Regions from separate parts of the Homo sapiens genome. Here region 2 is linked to region 1. A link is an interaction called in ENCODE POLR2A ChIA-PET data of the cell type or tissue named here. Cell type or tissue: MCF 10A. All regions are shown on one strand. Links, peaks and the distances in the headings refer to the core of each region. The heading gives the core; the rest is flanking DNA. Region 1 overlaps ITCH (itchy E3 ubiquitin protein ligase). Region 2 has its middle 28 kb from the start of ITCH.

Region 1 (5,381 bases), core at 193-5,192:
TGGGTGCCACCATGCTCGCCTAATTTTTTTAATTTTTGGTAGAGACAGGATCTCACTATATTGCCCAGGCTGGTTTCAAACTCCTGGGCTCAAGTGATCCTCCCACCCTGACTTCCCAAAGTGCTGGATTACAGCGTGAGCCACCACACCTGACCAAATTACCCATTTAGAAGTCAATGCTTGTTAGTAATACAGGGGCCAAAAGAAGACTTCCCCTTTGCCCAGTGAAGGTTCGCTGAAAATCGTCTGACAAAACGCAGGCAGATAAATTGGAGAAAAGGCATACATAACTGTTAGCATGCATGAGTTGGGGTGGGGTGGATCACAAAATGATCACCCCATCACGCAATGGGGTACAGATGATTATAAACTGGAGGATATTACCTATCCAGATAGCTTTAAATAGCATCTATATAACATGTCCCAAGCAACTTTATTTACTTATTTATTTTTTGAGAAAGATTCTCACTCTGTCACCCAAGCTGGGGTGTTCTGGAGCGCCTCCCGGGCTGGGGGGGTCCTTCTGCTTCAGCCTCCTGAGTAGCTGGGACCACTGGTGCACACCACCACTCCCCAACCAGGAGGTCAAGTCTGCAGTGAGCTATGATCACACCACTGTACTCCAGCCTGGGCAACAGAGGAAGACCCTACCTCAAAAAAGAAGAAATAAGATACAATAAAAAATAAAATCAAACTAAATGTACTTGGCACTTACTGTTTGCCAGGCACTATGGAAGAAGTACACAAATACAATAAGGCAAACAAAATGCCTTGAAACTGTAAACGCTGTCTTGAGTTTTTATGCAAATTTAGGTTTCTGTTTAAAAGTTTAAATATAAAACAATTATGATGGCTTCTCAATTCTGCAAAAATGAAATAGAACAATAATTCCTACTGAGATGAACCCTATAAAATCCAACCTACTTCATTCTGTGCTTACATACAAAAATGCTCAAAGCTAAAATTTCGTCTCAACCATAAGGACTAGCTCATTTTCTTGGCATAATACATATATTTTTTTCCTTTACCTTGTTTATTTAAATTACACTATTTCAGATGTTTTATAACCAAAATCTGCTAAAAGAACCCTCTTATTTTAAATATGAAAGGTAAACATCATAAAGTCAATAGAAGTCATCCAGAATACATTCAGAAATGAGATGTAACCTAAAAGCCTTAACACCATATTGCACAAGATATTATTCTGATTCAAATGGCTTGTTATGGACAAGGGTCCTCAAAGACATCATTATCACATTATGTAGTTATTACTTCCTCCTCAATATCCAAAAGCCTGATTGCCATAGAACGACAATATTTAAAAAAGTAAATTAAGGGGCAGTGAGAAAAGTCCAATATCTGGCTGCTGATATTCTGCATGATAAAGGTACTCATCTCCATCAACAGTCGCTCATCTCCACTAATAATTTATTGCAAGAAAATGCCCTAATAGTACAGTATAAATTATTCTAAATATAAATTAACATTAATTACAAAGTTGCAAAAAATTTTAAATCTCTACAAAAATTAAGTATATTTTAAAAACTAAAATTAACTTCATGTAGAAAAGATTAATGAAAGCACAGACTGCAAACATTTTTAAGAACAATGACTCTCCAGATAATTACAGAGAATCATTATGGTAGAATTGTGAGGTGCTCTGCCAAAAACATCCTAGTAATTTCAATAATTTATGTACATATACATACTAGTTTTACATAACTAAAATTCACCAAGCATTTTAAATTCTTGAAAAGAATAAAAATCACTATTTGTATAATATCAAAAAAATTAGAAATAATGTATATTATCAATTGGCATATTCATATATTAAATCACATATTCATACCACAGAACAGATTACTATGCAGGTATCAAAATAAGTAACTTATTAATGACTGAAATTGAGAGATCCCAAGAACATCTTTAAAGCTGCAGAACAACATGCATGAGTTGGGGTGGGGTAGATCACAAAATGATCACCCCATCAGTATGTACAGTATGATATTATTTTTGCAAACTAAAACACTATATATTCCTATGGGTACAAATACTTGTAAATAAACGCAGAAAAAGTATACATTCCATTCAGGAGGAGGGCACCTGTGTACTCAAGTACGTGGTCATAGGGAACTGTAGTTTTGTATGTATTGTTTGAAGTTCTAAAAATAGGACATGTATCACTGTTGACTTGTACAATTTTAAAAACAGCATAAAACAGAGTAGAAAAAAATAGATAATCCACACTTCAAGTCCCATCCTCTCCCCTGAGCGCCAGATTCTTAGTTCTATTATTTACAACTGCATACATGGTTAAAATGATTAAATCTAGGCCGGGCGTGGTGACTCACTCCTGTAATCCCAGCACTCTGGGAGGCCAAGACGGGTGAATCACCTGAGGTCAGGAGTTCAACACCAGCCTGGCCAACACGTTGAAACCCCGTCTGTATTAAAAATACAAAAAATTAGCTGGGCGTGGTGGTGGATGCTTGTAATTCCAGCTACTCGGAAGTCTGAGGCAGGAGAATCGCTTGAACCCGGGAGGCAGTAAGCCAAGATTGCGCCATTGCACTCCAGCCTGGGCAACAGGAGCAAAACTCCATCTCAAAAAAGAAAAAAAAAAGATTAAATCTAGGCTGGGCACAGTGGCTCAAGCCTGTAATCCCAGCACTTTGGGAGGCTAAGGTAGGTGGATCACCTGAGGTCAGGAGTTCGAGACCAGCCTGGCCAACATAGTGAAACCTCGTCTCTACTAAAAATACAAACATTAGCCAGGTATGGTGGTACACGCTTGTAATCCCAGCTACTTGGGAGGCTGAGGCGGGAGGATCGTTGAACCTGGAAGGCTGAGATTGCAGTGAACCAACATCGTGCCATTGCACTCCAGCCTGGGCAATAGAGCTAGACTTCATCTCAAAAAAAAAAAAAAAAAAAAAAAAAGATTATTCTTGTCAATTCTATACCATGTATTACAGAAGACATTATAGCATGGTAATTATGTATGCCAACTGTGAAGTCAGACAGATCTAGATCAACATTCCTGAACTGTTACTCTGTGAACTTGAGCAAATTACTGAATTTCTCTAAGCCACACTTTCTTCATCCATAAATGTAGATAATCTATAATTTATAGTTTCATTTTAAAGACTGACAGAGTATCTGCAGAATTAAAGACAGTTGTAGGAAAACTGCCTGTTGCATGCAAGAGTGATGCCATCTTGAAGTGAAACCATCATGCTAACCAATTTTTTTCTTTTTTTTTTTGAGACAGAGTCTCACTCTGTTGCCCTGGCTGAGTGCAGTGGCACAGTCTTAGCTCACTGCAACCTCCACTTCCCAGGTTCAAGCGACTCTCCTGCCTTAGCCTCCCCAGTAGCTGGGACTACAGGCACCCACAACCACACCTAGCTAATTTTTGTATTTTTAGTAGAGATGGGGTTTCATCATGCTGGCCAGGCTGGTCTCAAACTCCTGACCTCAAATGATCCACCCACCTTGGCCTCCCAAAGTGCCTGGCCCTGACCAATGTTTGATTCCTGCATACCAAGGTGTTCTTCAGCAGAGTCTTTAAACAATGCCTGTAACATAGATAACCCCTTAAAAAGATGCTTATCTAACCTCCCCAGTGGTCATGACTTTGAGTAATAAAGTCTGAAACATGACCACCTGCACATTACCCTAAAGGGATAATGTCCCTAATGGACACTTTCTAGTGGTTGTAGGGATCTACTATCTCATGGCCAACCAAGACATCACTTCTGTTCCTAAGTTTCTACTGAATATGTTTTTCTAAGAAACTGGATTTCTTAGTCTCTTTCCCATTTTCTTACAGTTAATCTTTTTCACCCTCAAGTGTTTCTCTTTTGTAGCATCTAGTCTGCAGTTCCTTTCCCAGGAAGTCAAAATTAGTGACTAAAATCTGCATATTCTTACTGCATTGTTACTCACACAGAGAGCATGGCATCAATTTTTATAATTCTAATTACAGTTGGCTCTTGTCCAACAACTGGTTTGAACTGCACAGATCCACTTATATGCAGCCTTTTTTCAACCACACACAGATTGAGGCCAGGAGCAGTGGCTCACGTCCGTAATCCCAGTACTTTGGAAGGCTGAGCAGGGAGGGTTGCTTGAGCCCAGAAGGTTGAAAGCAGTGTGGGCAACATAGTGAGACTTCATTTCTATTTAATTAAAATTTTTTAAAAAATAATAAAAAATAAAAATAAAAAACACCAATTGAAAATACAGTACTCATGGGATGTGAAACCCAAGTCTATGGGAAGGACTTTTCACATACGCAGGTTCCACAGGGCGTACTTCAGAGCATGCACTGACGTGGTTATATGTGGTGGTCCTAGAAGCAATCCCCACATATACCAAGGGATGATTGTATTTATATTATGGGTCTCTCTTAGATTTTCATTTTAAGTTCTAGGACAGCAAAAGTGCTCTTATCTTCATCTCTTGTTTTCTGTTATAAGGGGACTAAAGTGAAACTTTATGCATTGTGTTTTCACTTGTTGCCTTTGTGTTATCTTCATAGACCTAAGAACAAAAAAACATTCTTTGTAACTTCACATTCATAATTAGAGACTCTTTTGAATAGGCTATTAGTGCTCTCATTTGGAGGAGAAATGTTAGACAGTGGTGAGTGTTTTGGATTGTAATACATACTTTTAAGCCTTTGTATGTCTCAGTAAGAAAGATGTCCTAAATTCAAGTCCTTTTGAGGAGTTAGAGAAAACTTTGCCCTGAGTATCATAACTTTTTTGTTTATTGGTTGGACAGATATGTGAGAGCAAAATCCTGTCTCTACAGAAAATAAAAATAAATTAGCTGGATGTGGTGGTATGTGCCTGTTGTCCCAGTTAACGGGGAGGCTGAGGCACAAAGATCGCCAGAGACCAGCAGGTAGAGGCTGCAGTGAGCTGTGATAAGGCCACTGCAATCCATCTTGGGCGACAGAGCAAGACCTCATCTCAAAAAAAAAGAAAAGAAAGAAAAGAAAAGCAAGCAAACAAGATTTAAAAACAAACAAGCAAACAAACAAACTAAAAGCCTTCAGAAGACCAGCCTGGGCAATACAGTGAGACTCCCATCTCTACAAAAAATTTAAAAATTAGCCAGATGCAGTGGTGCATGCCTATAGTCCCAGCTACATGGGAGGCCAAACTGGGAGGACCGCTTGAACTCAGGAAGTTGAGGCAGCAGTGAACCGTGACTGCACCTCTGCATTCCAGCCTGGGCAACACAGTGAGACCGTGTCTCAAAAAAAAAAAAAAAGCCTTCACAAGTACAGCAGTATGCAATCTATAGCTTTACTTAGCACTGTAAACCATTGTGACTGGAACCAATGAAGATACAGTTTGAATCTAAATCAT
Region 2 (5,381 bases), core at 240-5,239, 55 kb after region 1:
GCTTGGCAGACGAGGAGATGAGGCTCAAGGGGTTGAGTAACTTGACAAAGGACAAATCGGTAGCAGAGCTAAAATTTTTGTTTAGGTCTTTTTTTTTGAGATAGGGTCTCACTCTGTTACCCATGCTAGGGAACAGCGGCGCCATCACAGCTCACTGCAATCTCCACCTCCCGGGGTCACGTGATCCTCTAACCTCAGCCTCCTGAGTAACTGGGACTACAGGCTAGTGTATCACAGGACCAGCTAATTTTTGGTAGAGACGGGGTTTCCCCATGTTGGCCAGGCTGGTCTTGAACTCCTGACCTCAAGTGATCTGCCTGCCTCATCCTCCCCAAAGCACTGGGATTACAGGTGTGAGCCACTGTGCCCAACCCAGCAGAGCTAAAATTTAAACCTGCTTCTCAGAGATAAATTAAGGAGCAAAGGAAGCCTTTGTTGGATAGCTTCCAGAGGTTGGGAATGTCCCTGGAAAGTGCTGAGATGGAGTCAATTCTGTTGACTGGGGACTCCTAGTAGATAAGCAAGAAATTAGTTGATAAGTTCTAGTGGTGGGGATGATGAAGACTGAGCACCCGAAGGGGAATGCTTGCAGAGTGATAAATAGTCCCTACACTGCCTTCTAGGGAGATCAAGTTTCCCCATGGGGCTTCTGTCTTAGGAGGTTCTATGAAAATGTAGTCAGAGCTGAATTGCCAGGAAAATGAAGAGACTGGGGGTTGCTACTTCATCTTTCCTTTTGGCCCTTCCTCATATAGCTCTCAACCTCTCCTCTTGATTAGTGGAGACCATATAATAATACAGCAATATTGGTTCCTATCTGCTGTGCATTTGCTATGAGCCAGACTCTTCTTATTTTTATTTATTGGTTTATTTATTTTTTGAGACAGGGTCTTGTTCTGTGGCCTAGGCTGGAGTGCAGTGGTACAATCACAGCTCACTGTAGCCTCAACTTCCCAGGCTCAAGCGATCCTCCCACCTCAGCCTCCCGAGTAGCTGGGACTATAGGCGCACATCACCATGCCCAGCTAATTTTTGTATTTTTTGTAGAGACGGGGTTTCACTGTGTTGCCCAGGCTGGTCTCAAACTCCTGGGCTGAAGCGATCCACCTACCTTGGGCTACCAAAGTGTTGGGATTACAGGCGTGAGCCACTGCACCCAGCTTAGCCAGATTCTTTTCATGTATCATATGGAATCCTCATGATTATATAAAGCAAGTCCTCCCATCATCCTCATTTTAAGGAAAAGGAGGCAAAGTGTGATTGTATTCATTGTCTGTGGCTGTGTCAGGAATTACCCCAAAACTACAAAGCTTAAAACAGCAATAAACATTTATTACCTCAGGTATTTTCTATAGGCAAGGAATTCAGGAGCTGATTAGTTGAGTGATTCTCACCAGAAACATCTCATAAGTTTCAAGATGTTGACCAGGGCTGCAGTCATCTGGAAGCTGGACTGGGGTTGGAGGATACAGTTTCAAGCGGGCCCGTGCACACGGCTGGCAAAGCAGTTGGCTGTTGGCAAGCAGTCTCAGTTACTTCTTGCTGTGTGTGTCCCTGCATTGGGCTGTGCTTATAACATAGCATATAACATTGAGTGTGCTTATAACATAGCAGCTAAGTTCCCTTAGGGCAAGTGATCCAAGAGAGCAAGATGGAAGCTGCAGTCTCTTTGTTTTTTTGTTTGGTTTTGTTTTTGAGACGGAGTCTCGCTCTGTTGCCCAGGCTGGAGTGCAATGGTGCGATCTTGGCTCACTACAATCTCTGCCTCCCAAGTTCAAGCAATTCTCCTGCCTCAGCCTCCTGAGTAGCTGGGGTTACAGGCACGTGCCACCACCCCCGGTTAATTTTTGTATTTTTAATAGAGACGGGGTTTCACCATGTTGGTCAGGGTGGTCTCGAACTCCTGACCTCGTGATCTGCCTGCCTTGGCCTCCCAAAGTGCTGGGATTGCAGGCATGAGCCACTGCGCCTGGCTGTTTTTATTTTTTGAGACAGGTTCTTGCTCTATTGCCCAGGCTGGAATGCAGTGGTGTCATCTCAGCTCACTGCAACCTTGACTTCCTGGGCTCAGGCGATTCTCTCACCTCAGCCTCCCAAGTAGGTTGAGACCACAGGTGCTAATTTTCTTTTCTCTTTTTAGTAGAGGTGAGGTCTCGTTTTATGGCTATGTTGCCTGGGCTGATCTCAATCTCCTGGACTCCAGTGATCCTCCCACCTTAGCCTCCCAAAGTGCTAGGATTACAGGCATGAGACACTGTGCCCAGCCTTGCATTGTCTTTTCTGACCTGGCCTCAGAAGTCACACCTGTTTCTGCAGTAGCCTGGTGGTTATGTAGGAAGAGAGAATCATTGAGGGCCATCTTGGAGGCCACTACCACGATGATAAGTAATTTGCCCAAGGTCACATACATGGGAAGCGTTAGAGGTGAGCTTTGAAGCCAGGAAGTTACTATGTCACAGTAAATATTAGTTTGAAGGAGTAGGGGCAGGCATGTACCCACAGGTCTCCTCTATCCTGGAGGCATTCATGCTTGAGATCCTGAGCTTCTCATTCCAATGGGCAGGTGAGTCAGACACTATCTGATGTGTCAGACAGACATTTTGTACAAGCAACATAATTTGACATTTTCTTTCTTTTTTTTTTTTGAGTAGGAGTCTCTCTCTGTCACGCAGGCTGGAGCGCAGTGGCGTGATCTTAGCTCACTGCAACCTCTGCCTCCCAGGTTCAAGCGATTCTCCTGCCTCAGCCTCCCGAGTAGCTGGGATTATAGGCATGTACCACCACGCTGGCTAATTTTTGTATTTTTAGTAGAGACAGGGTTTCACTATGTTGGCCAGCCTGGTCTCAAACTCCTGACCTCAAATGATCCACCCACCTTGGCCTCCCAAAGTGCTGGGATTATAGGCGTGAGCCACTGCGCCCAGCCAATTTGGGCATTTTTAAAAGACAGAAACAAACAAACAACAAAAAACAGCAAAAGATCGCACAGACTTGCACTTAATGGTAGACATGCTGAATTAAAGGGAACCTGACTGTGGCTCCAGCTTTGCCACTGACTTACTGAAGGACCTTAGGCAAGCTCCAGCCCCCTTTGGGGCCTTTGTTTTCCCATCTGTACAATGGAGCAGTTTGATTCCATGGACACTGAGGTCCTCTGGCTGGGTGATTCTGGGATTCTACGTAGAGAGCTGTTCACGGAGAAAGCCCAGGGAGTTCTTTCTCCACTTTCCCTGGCTTCATCTGTCCTTTGCTGAAGGGGAGCGGACCCCTCAGGTGCAAGGGGCACTCTTCTGGACCCAGGCCAGACCCAGCCAGGCTGTTCAGCCTTGTTTCACCCGAAGCTGGCTGGCACCATTGTTCCCCCATAAAGCTGGGCCCCTTTCCAGCTGCTACTGAACTCAGGGCAGGGGAGAGGCTCAAAGGACTCAGTTGTGTGGATTTCCTCCCTCCCCCAGGGCAGGCCTGGGTCACCCAACAGGCTGATTCAGCCCTTACAGAGGAACAAAAGAGATGAGATATGGTTTAGGGACAGAATTTGACATTTACCATTTTCCCTCATAAAACTTAAAAGTAATCATCTTGGGGAAATCCCCTTATGTTTATTTATTTTACAGTTCAGGGACATTTTAAAAAATTGGGGCAAGGGCATTGTTTCCAATTTCAGTGCTTAGGGACTCATATTTTAATGATTCTATGATGCACATTTGTTTACCTTTTAATATCTTTGAAATTGGAATGCATGTAACAGTTAATGACATAATAAGCTAATTGCAGCATTTAAAAAGTACATAGGCCGGGGGTGGTGGCTCATGCCTGTGCCACCAGCACTTTGGGAGGCCGAGGTGGGCAGATCACGAGGTCAGGAGTTTGAGACCTGCCTGGCCAACATGGTGAAACCCCGTCTCTACTAAAAATACAAAAATTAGCTGGGCATGGTAGCGCATGCCTGTAGTCCCAGCTACTCTACTCGGGAGGCTGAGGCAGGAGAATCACTTGAGCTCGGGAGGCAGAGGTTGCAGTGAGCCGAGATCGCGCCACCACTGCACTCCAGCCTGGCAACAGAGCAAGACTCTGTCTCAAAAAAAAAGAACATAAAATAGTGGTGTATATTACAATGATGGATCTTAAATTTGATGAACTAGGATAATTAGCTTCTGTTCTTGGATTCTAGGCCTACTGGATCTTGGACCCCCCTCAACCCCACAACCCAGTCTTTTCCACCACCCACAGGCTTGTCTTTATCCTAGCGTCATTGTCTTAACCCTCTGTCTCCAATATAATCCTTTGCACTTTTTTTTTTAACTCAAAAATCTTTTTACAGAAACTCTTAGAAGGGAGGAGAGGCCCACCCAGGAGCTGGGGGCACTGCTCAGCCACAGCCACGTTCCGTGTGGGCTGGGTATGGTGGCTGCTTCCCTGCAGAGGGCATGATTTCCTTATTACTTTTGACCTTTACACTTTTTTTTTAACAGCTTTTCCTCCGCATAAGACCCTGAAGGAATGGTGAGGGGAGACTCTCCCCAACTTCTGATCAAGACAGAGATTATTATTATTATTATTATTTTTGAGATAGAGTTTCACTCTTTTTGCCCAGGCTGGAGTGCAATGGTGCGATCTCGGCTCACTGAAACCTCTGCCTCCTGGGTTCAAGCGATTCTCCTGCCTCAGCCTCCTGAGTAGCTAGGATTACAGGCATGTGCCACCACCTCGGCTAATTTTGTATTGTTAGTAGAGACGGGGTTTCTCCATGTTGGTCAGGCTGGTCTTGAACTCCTGACCTCAGGTGATCCACCCACCTCGGCCTCCCAAAGTGCTGGGATTACAGGTGTGAGCCACCATGCCCAGCAAGACAGAGATTATTTAGTACCATTAGTACCATGAAAAGTCACAGAAGAATGAAAACAAATTTAATTCCAACATTGTAGCAGGCACTACTATTCATGTTTTATCATGTTTTATGTATGTTAACTCACTTAATCCTTACAACCATTTATCAAGTAACTACGAATGTGTCCCTATTTTACAGATGGGGAGCCTGAGGCACAGAAGTGCTACAGTCTGCTCAAGATCACATAGGTAGTTAGTGACCAGAGTCCAGGGGAAAAAAAGCAACATTTCTCTTTTGGCTTTTCTGCCAATTCTATTTTTTTTTTTTTTTTTTTAGACTGGGTCTTGCTCTGTCACCCATGCTGGAGTACAGTAGCACAATCTCAGCTCACTGAAGCCTCAACTTAACCAGGGCTCAAGCAATCCTCCCATCTCAGCCTCCCAAGCCTCCCAAGTAGCTGGGACTACAGGTGTGTGCCACACCTGGCTAATTTTGTTTATTTTTTTTGCAGAGACGAGGTTTCACTATGTTGCCCAGGGGGGTCTCAAACTCC

The links. ChIA-PET counts read pairs that join two places held together with the same protein. Peaks named below come from ENCODE experiments on the same cell type or tissue, not always from the same donor. Only the 100,000 strongest peaks of a DNase experiment are listed, where the experiment ranks them.
Region 2: POLR2A ChIA-PET joins it to region 1 with 11 read pairs; 9 of 35 experiments call an interaction of 5 or more read pairs at or near these places.

The regions. Positions count from the first base shown.
Region 1 is chr20:34,388,003-34,393,383 of GRCh38, reverse strand. All of the region lies in intron 2 of ITCH (itchy E3 ubiquitin protein ligase), which reads right to left. Among named protein-coding and RNA genes, the nearest start is that of ITCH, 27 kb to the right of the region's middle. In MCF 10A, for the core only: no CTCF peak of the experiment used is centred there; a DNase peak (open chromatin) is centred at 2,423.
Region 2 is chr20:34,332,986-34,338,366 of GRCh38, reverse strand. No RefSeq gene overlaps it. Among named protein-coding and RNA genes, the nearest start is that of ITCH, 28 kb to the left of the region's middle. RefSeq lists an enhancer at 1-107. In MCF 10A, for the core only: no CTCF peak of the experiment used is centred there; a DNase peak (open chromatin) is centred at 2,536.